Linked DNA regions of Homo sapiens: region 1 is linked to region 2. Evidence: chromatin contacts called from ENCODE Hi-C or POLR2A ChIA-PET data. All regions are on one chromosome and are shown on one strand. Each heading gives the region's core, a stretch centred on a gene start or an enhancer-like site at or near the end of the contact. The rest is flanking DNA. Distances are from core to core; before and after follow the strand shown.

What was found. A loop is a pair of places that touch in the nucleus more often than their neighbours do. ChIA-PET counts read pairs that join two places held with the same protein, here RNA polymerase II (POLR2A). Pooled maps may share reads with other maps.
Region 1: a pooled map shows a loop between it and region 2 (2.4-fold over the local background). The contact joins two enhancer-like sites. A Hi-C loop is called at or near these places in 4 of 50 pooled maps. POLR2A ChIA-PET finds 5 or more read pairs at or near these places in 4 of 52 experiments (GM10248, OCI-LY7, activated CD4-positive, alpha-beta memory T cell and 1 more).

The regions. Positions count from the first base shown.
Region 1 is chr19:42,465,249-42,468,672 of GRCh38, forward strand. The region is part of intron 1 of LIPE-AS1 (LIPE antisense RNA 1); the gene reads left to right. Among named protein-coding and RNA genes, the nearest start is that of CXCL17, 24 kb to the left of the region's middle. RefSeq lists enhancers at 389-889, 634-843. Within about 2 kb of position 1,868, at least 9 of the 41 ENCODE cell types and tissues checked have a DNase peak (open chromatin) inside an H3K27ac peak, as active enhancers do; they include OCI-LY7, where a contact is called at or near this core.
Region 2 is chr19:42,112,075-42,115,297 of GRCh38, forward strand. The region is part of intron 5 of POU2F2 (POU class 2 homeobox 2); the gene reads right to left. Among named protein-coding and RNA genes, the nearest start is that of POU2F2, 19 kb to the right of the region's middle. RefSeq lists an enhancer at 2,237-2,396. Within about 2 kb of position 1,642, at least 8 of the 41 ENCODE cell types and tissues checked have a DNase peak (open chromatin) inside an H3K27ac peak, as active enhancers do; they include OCI-LY7, where a contact is called at or near this core.

The DNA.
Region 1 (3,424 bases), core at 618-3,117, 350 kb after region 2:
ACAGAGTGAGACGGTCTCAAAACAAAAACAACAACAAACAAAACAAAAAATACCCTGAGATCTATAGTTATCACTTGGGCCAACTGAAAGAAGAATTTCTCAAACATTGATGTTTGAGACCTACTGATTTAAGGCTGAATGTCTGGTTCTGGAAGGAAATGGAATCTTGGCTTCTTCAGTCACCACAGTTTGGGTCTTGTTCCTCTGTAAAATTAACAATGTAGGCCGGCACGGTGGTTCACGCCTGTAATCCCAGCACTTTGGGAGTCTGAGGCGGGTGGATCACCTGAGGTCAGGAGTTTGAGACCAGCCTGGCCAACATGGTGGAACCCCGTCTCTACTAAAAATACAAAAATTAGCCAGGCTTTGGTAGCGCATGCCTGTAATCCCGGCTACTAGGGAGGCTGAGGCAGGAGAATTGCTTGAACCTAGTGGGTAGAGGTAGCAGTGAGCCAAGATCACGCCACTGCACTCCAGCCTGAGCGACAGAGCGAGACTCCATTTCAAACAAACAAACAAACAAACAAAACCCAAAACAATAATGTGGTCCGTGCTCTCTTTCTTTCTTTGGGCTCTTGGAGGGGTGGGGTGGGAGGACCAAGAGTGGATAAAATTGCACTTGCCTTTATACCAGAGGAGGCACTGTGAGGCAGCATCTCTTACATTTACCTTTCATTTATTTTTCTCCCCCAGATGGGTTTCACTTCTCTCTCTGTCCTGTTGGGGAACTTCCCAGCTGAGGACCTCCATGTGGTTTGGTGCTCGGTTGGGCGATGAGCATTGGGAGGGGAGCAGTTGTAGTGACTTCTCTCGGGCCTGCCATGCTCTGCCATGGAGGTGGAGTGACATGAAGTTTAGCTGCTTCACCTCAGTCTGCTCAAGAGTGGGGACTGCTGAGAGCAGTGAATGGGGGACAGTGGAATTGCAGCCTGGGATGTGAAACGGGGATCCTGTTACCTGCAGCTGTAGTCTTCACGTGTCCTCATCTTTTGTGACTCCCCTAGGGCCCTGAGCTGAGCAAGACAGACAAACAGGAGGAAGTATTAATCTTTCTGCTTCCATCTCATCCACTAGCAAGTTTGGAAGGCCAGTCCAGTTATACCCACTGCCTCGGGTGAGGACATCAGAGAGTTTTATGCAGCTCAGTTTTGGGGATGTTCACACACTCTGGCCTCAGGAAGATCCAGAAGTGAGGGAAAGGCTCTGGGCTGGGAGTGAGGAGGCCTTGTTCTGTGTCAGCTAAGCTACCGACGTTCTTTGTTACCATGAGAAAGTCACTCGCTCACTCTGGACGGGAGTTTTCTTATCTGTAAGCTGTTGGATTTGAGTGAGATCATCTTTTGTGTTCTCAAGTTCTGATTCTGTGATTAACAGTGGTAGGTTGAGGCAGGTGTGGCAGAGCCCCGAATGCTGCTTTTTCTGTCACATGTGCCTCCCTCCCCCAAAAGGAACAAGTAGTGAGTTTTATTTGCATCTCTTCTTGAATAGCTCTGTGTTTCTAAGGGCTGAAGAGGCCCACTGTGGGTGTGGTGAGGAGAGTCTGGAGGCAGGAGCTTCCTTTGGCTCTGGGGAAGGAGGCCCAGTTGGTAGCTTCCCTGCCATTGCACAGACTTCTTATGTTCCAGTAATAACATGACTTCCCTCCCTGTTCTGCCTGCCTCTCTAATATTCAGTTTCTAGAGTAGGCTATGATTGTTTTGATAGATTTCCCAACTGTTTCCTGCCTATGTGTCTTTGAAGCAAATAGCAGGAAATTCTTTTCATAGCCATCAGGGTCTCTGTTTCATATTTCCCCTTTTCCATAGAACCTGACAGATCCAGGGCACAGAGAGACACATGTGCATGTTCCAGCTCCCAGTATTCATACAGATATGGTGAAGGGTAGGTGGAGTTAGATTCTTACGGTTTGGTTAGTATTGTCCGGGGAGCTCCTGTAACACATGTGAGATTCTGTGTTCTGTGATAATGTCTTGTATGTCACTGCTACTTAAGAGTTTAAGGTGAAGCTTTGTGAGTGTATTACATGTGTCTGGTGCATGCGTGTGGGTCAGAATGTGGATCAGTGGCTGCTGATGTGCTGATGCTGAGAGGAAGTGATTTAGGAGCTGGGCTTGCTCTCTTTATGTTTCTGCTTTTTGTGCAATGTCCTGGTAACTTGTCAGAGGCTGGATAAGATGTTAGAAATTTTCTTAATCCAGTCTGAAATCTGCCTTGTTTTATTCCTGGGTATGAATCATGTGAGGGGTTGGGAGGTGGAGGATGAAATTCCCATACCTTCTGAATAGTCCAAGGTCAGTTCTCAGAAATCAGATGTTGGTTGTTTAGCCATCACACCCTTAGATTTATGAGTTGGACCTAGAGGATTTGATCGCTTCTGTGACAGAGGTATCATCCTGTTCCCAGAAAACTGGCGACACGTTGACATGCAGGAAATTGGTCAGATTTATGGCTTGTTTCTAACCAACATGTAGGCGTTCTGCCCTTTAAAAACAATTAAATTTCACTGATGTTTTTCATGTATCTAACAAGGGCCAGTTGCTGAATTCTCAAAGATAAATAAAATAAGCCGGGCGTGGTGGCTCACGCCTGTAATCCCAGCACTTTGGGAGGCCGAGGCAGGTGGATCACTAGGTCAGGAGTTCAAGACAAGCCTGGCCAAGATGGTGAAACCCCACTTCTACTAAAAATACAAAAATTAGCCGGGGTGGTGGCGGGCACCTGTAATCCCAGCTACTTGGGAGGCTGAGGCAGGAGAATCGCTTGAACCCAGGAGGCGGAGGTTGCAGTGAGCCGAGATCGCGCCACTGCACTCCAGCCTGGGCGACAGAGTGAGACTCCATCTCAAAAAAAAAAAAAAAAAAAAAGATAAATAAAATAGGATCTCTTTCCTCAGGAACAAACGGTTTGTCTTTTTTTGAACATGGACTTCTGGGGCTAATTCTCACAGTACCCAACTGTCTGTCTTGCAAGCCTTTGGGAGCTCTCAGAACCAGACAGGCTAGCTCAGTCATGCAGCAGCTGACACAGGAGAGTGGGGTGTGAGTCCAGCCCCTTGCCACTTTCTGACTCTCCCTTTTAGGACACAGTGGCCATGGGAAGGCAAGACACTGGGCTCCTTAAGAAAGGCTGTGGGGGGAATGTGGTGGAGGTGGCAACTGCAATTATCCCTCAGCTTGCCCCTCATCTCTCCAGATACAACAGCATGGCCTCAAGCACACCCAGAAGTGGAGAATGAGTGTATGTTCCCTGGGGGACCAGAAATGGATTTGTTAGTTGTTCTTACAAACTGTAGTAGTGAGATGGCAGGGCAATTTGAGCCTTGCGGAGTCATGAGTCATCCGTAGGGAACTATAATTACTTCTCTCCATTCAGACCAGGATGCTAGGCAGTAGTTAAATGGGGCAGGGCCAGGCACGGTGGCTCA
Region 2 (3,223 bases), core at 392-2,891:
CAGGACAGACAGGCAACAGCAGATCCCAACCCAGGAACCAGTGGGAGCAACTGGCATGCCTGGGCCAGGCTCCTGGACTCCAAGGCCCTGTGGATGAACTGACCACACACCTCCAGGTGGGCAGTTTTGATTGGCCTGGTACCCACTGCCCCTTCTTCAACTTATTCAAGCAACAGAACCCATCTCTTTCAGGGGTTACACTTTCCCATCCTCAAGTCACGAGGTCCAGGTAGGGCTGACCTTGCCTTCTCTGGGGTCGAGGGCAAGGGCTCAAATCTAGCCAGGGGACGTGTTTTTGTTTGTTTATTTTATTGAGACAGAGTCTCACTCTGTTGCCCAGGCTGGAGTGCAGTGGCACGATCTTGGCTCACTGCAGCCTCCACCTCCTGGGTTCAAGCAATTCTCTTGCCTCAGCCACCCGAGTAGCTAGGATTACAGGCGCATGCCACCACGGCCGGCTAATTTTTGTACTTTTAGTAGAGACGGGGTTTTACCATGTTGGCCAGACTGGTCTTGAACTCCTGACCTCAAGCGATCCGCCCACCTCGGCCTCCCAGAGTGCTGGAATTACAGGCCTGAGCCACCCTGCCCGGCCCAGGGGACGTATTTTATCTCCCTGGGCAGGATAGCTACAAGTCTGGAAATGCTGACACCCATTTTACCTGCCCTACAATGAAACAGGGAGACAGACCCCTGGAGCTGGGCCTGATATTCCAGACCAGGCCTTTTCAGTGATCTGAGCCAAATATTCCTGAGTCTTCTTCAGCCACCTGGACTTGGGCTTTGGCTCCTCCCTCCCAGCTCATCCATCCCTATTTGTGCGGCTACAGCCTGCCCTGTTTTCTCACTTTGCACTTGCCATTCCCACAGCCTGGAAGCCCCTTCCCAGCAAACTCCTTCCCATTCCCCTGAGTTCAGATCCCACCTCCTCCTGAAAGCCTGGACAGATGTGGGTCCTGATTCCCTCAGACACACATCACATTTCTCTTCCCACATTCCCATCACACTCAGTTGGTTTCTTTGGGAAACTTTCACTCGCTAGGTCGTAGCAGCCTAAAAGATTTTGTCAAGCTTTATTTGCCATGGTCCTATTAGGAAAATAGGAAATTTTCCCCCCTACTCTCCAATATAAAATGATGTTTTAACTGTTAACGTAAGTTTTCAATCAATGCCTGCCCCTACCCCAGACATTCTGAAATACTTCCCTGGAGAGATATCTCTCCTATCCTTGATTGAAAATCTGCCGCAAAACATCCCTCATTGATTCGGTAAATATCCACACAGCCCCCTCGGCAGAAGGCAGCACACTGAGCAATGGACAGACAAATTATAGAACTGTATTATAATTGCCCCTTCGTCTGTACAAGCTAGGAGATTGCAGGGAAGGATCCTGCCAAACTGTTTAACCAGCATTTACTTTGGAAGCTGACATCAGAGGGCTGGAAGGGGGGCTTTTCCTTGGTACTTTATATAATTTCAAAGGGATAGCATTTATGAGTGTTTTTTACTCTCTTTCCTGGGCTTCTTAGTATCTTTCAAGTGAAACATTTCTTAGTGGCTCACTGATGTGCTTGCTCCACTGCAGGACGGGGAGCCCCTCAGGGGCAAGGATGGCTGTGACTCACTCCTAAGTCTTCAGCTTCCTGCCATGGCCTGACACACAGGAGGCCAGGAAATGTTTGTGGAATGACTGCAGGATCAGAGCTTAGCAGGCATGAGAAGTGGACTGGGGGGTGGAGGTCATGAGATGCGGCCCGGGAGAGACATCCGAGCCTAGGAGCCGGGGAAGGCTGGAGCAGTGGGTAGGTAAGTCAGGAAGAGCTGGTCCCTCTGCAGCCTGGGCCCAGCACAGTGCCCATAGGAGGTGCTGTTGTAGAAATGACGTCAAAGGGCAACTCAGTTTGTGAGAGAGAATTCCCAGAAAACAAACTTGGCCCAGCTTTGCACTTGTTGAAGACAGAAAGGGAAAGATCAGAGCTGAGGGAAGCTGGGGAAGGAGGAGTGAGAGGAAAGGAGGAGGGGTTTAAGGAGCCCTTGACAATCAGGGCCTGGGCTATACGGCAGGTGGTGGAGGCTCAGCTTGCTGCTGCTGGGTCCCTGGGGAGCTGGGGGAGGTGGCTCTAGGAGTGCATAGGCAAGAATGTCTGCTGCTCACAGAGATGGTGGCCTGGCTGGGTCTGCGCTAGGCTGCCCTGTTCTGCCTTCTATCCTCTAGTCTTTGTTCCTTCAACTGATATTTCCTCGAGCAGATTCAGGCACGGCTGGGGGGAGGGAAGTCATCATGACTTCCTAGAGGTGTGGACTCCTGGGCTGGGGCTCAGATGAAGAGGAACTGTCCAGGTAAAGGAAGGGAGCAGACTTCCCGGGAAAAGAGAGAACAAGAGCAGGGCCACTGAGATGCAAAAGAGCTCAGCCCCAGTGAAGAGCCCCAAGCCCTTGGCGTTGCTCAGTAAAGGGCTGTCTATGCTACAAGGCAAATGGAACACCTGCTGCTGGAGTCTCTGGTGGCCGGGGTGGGAGGGGCTAGAAACCATGTTCCGTGAAGGACAGCTAAAAGCAGCAGCCGCGGATCATGTGGTTAGAGCCCTGGACTTCCAGGCCGGCTCTAACACTCATGCTTACAGAATAATCTGGGGCAGGTCACTTTACCCCTTGGAGCCTCAGCTGTGGGGAGGATTCATGGGAGCAAAGAGGCCATCACTGGCATGGTGCCTGGAAGAAAGGTGGCACCCAACAGACTAGTTACTGTTACTTCAAGAGCCAGGTATTGAAAGGCTACATCTGGGCTGAGCACCGTGGCTCATGCCTATAATCCCGCACTTTGAGAAGCCAAGGTGGGCAGATCGCTTGAGCTCAGGAGTTCAAGACCAGCCTGGGCAACATGGCAAAAACCTGTCTCTACAAAAAATATGTATATATAAAAAAATTAGCTGGGTGTGGTGGCATGCACTTGTAGTCCCAACTACTCAGGAGGCTGAGGTGGGAGGATTACTTGAGCCCAAAGAGGTCGAGGCTGCAGTGAGCCATAATCCGCCACTGCACTCCAGCCTGGGCAGCAAAGCAAGACCTCATCTCAAAAAAAAAAGGCTACATCTACAAGAGCCATCACGGAGCCATGCGCCCAGTTTACAGAGTGTCTCCACAGAACCAGGCCCAGTGGAAGGAAGTTCTAAGGAGGCAGGTTATCAGCTCAGTGTTAAGGAAAGTCCCAAATGGGAGCATT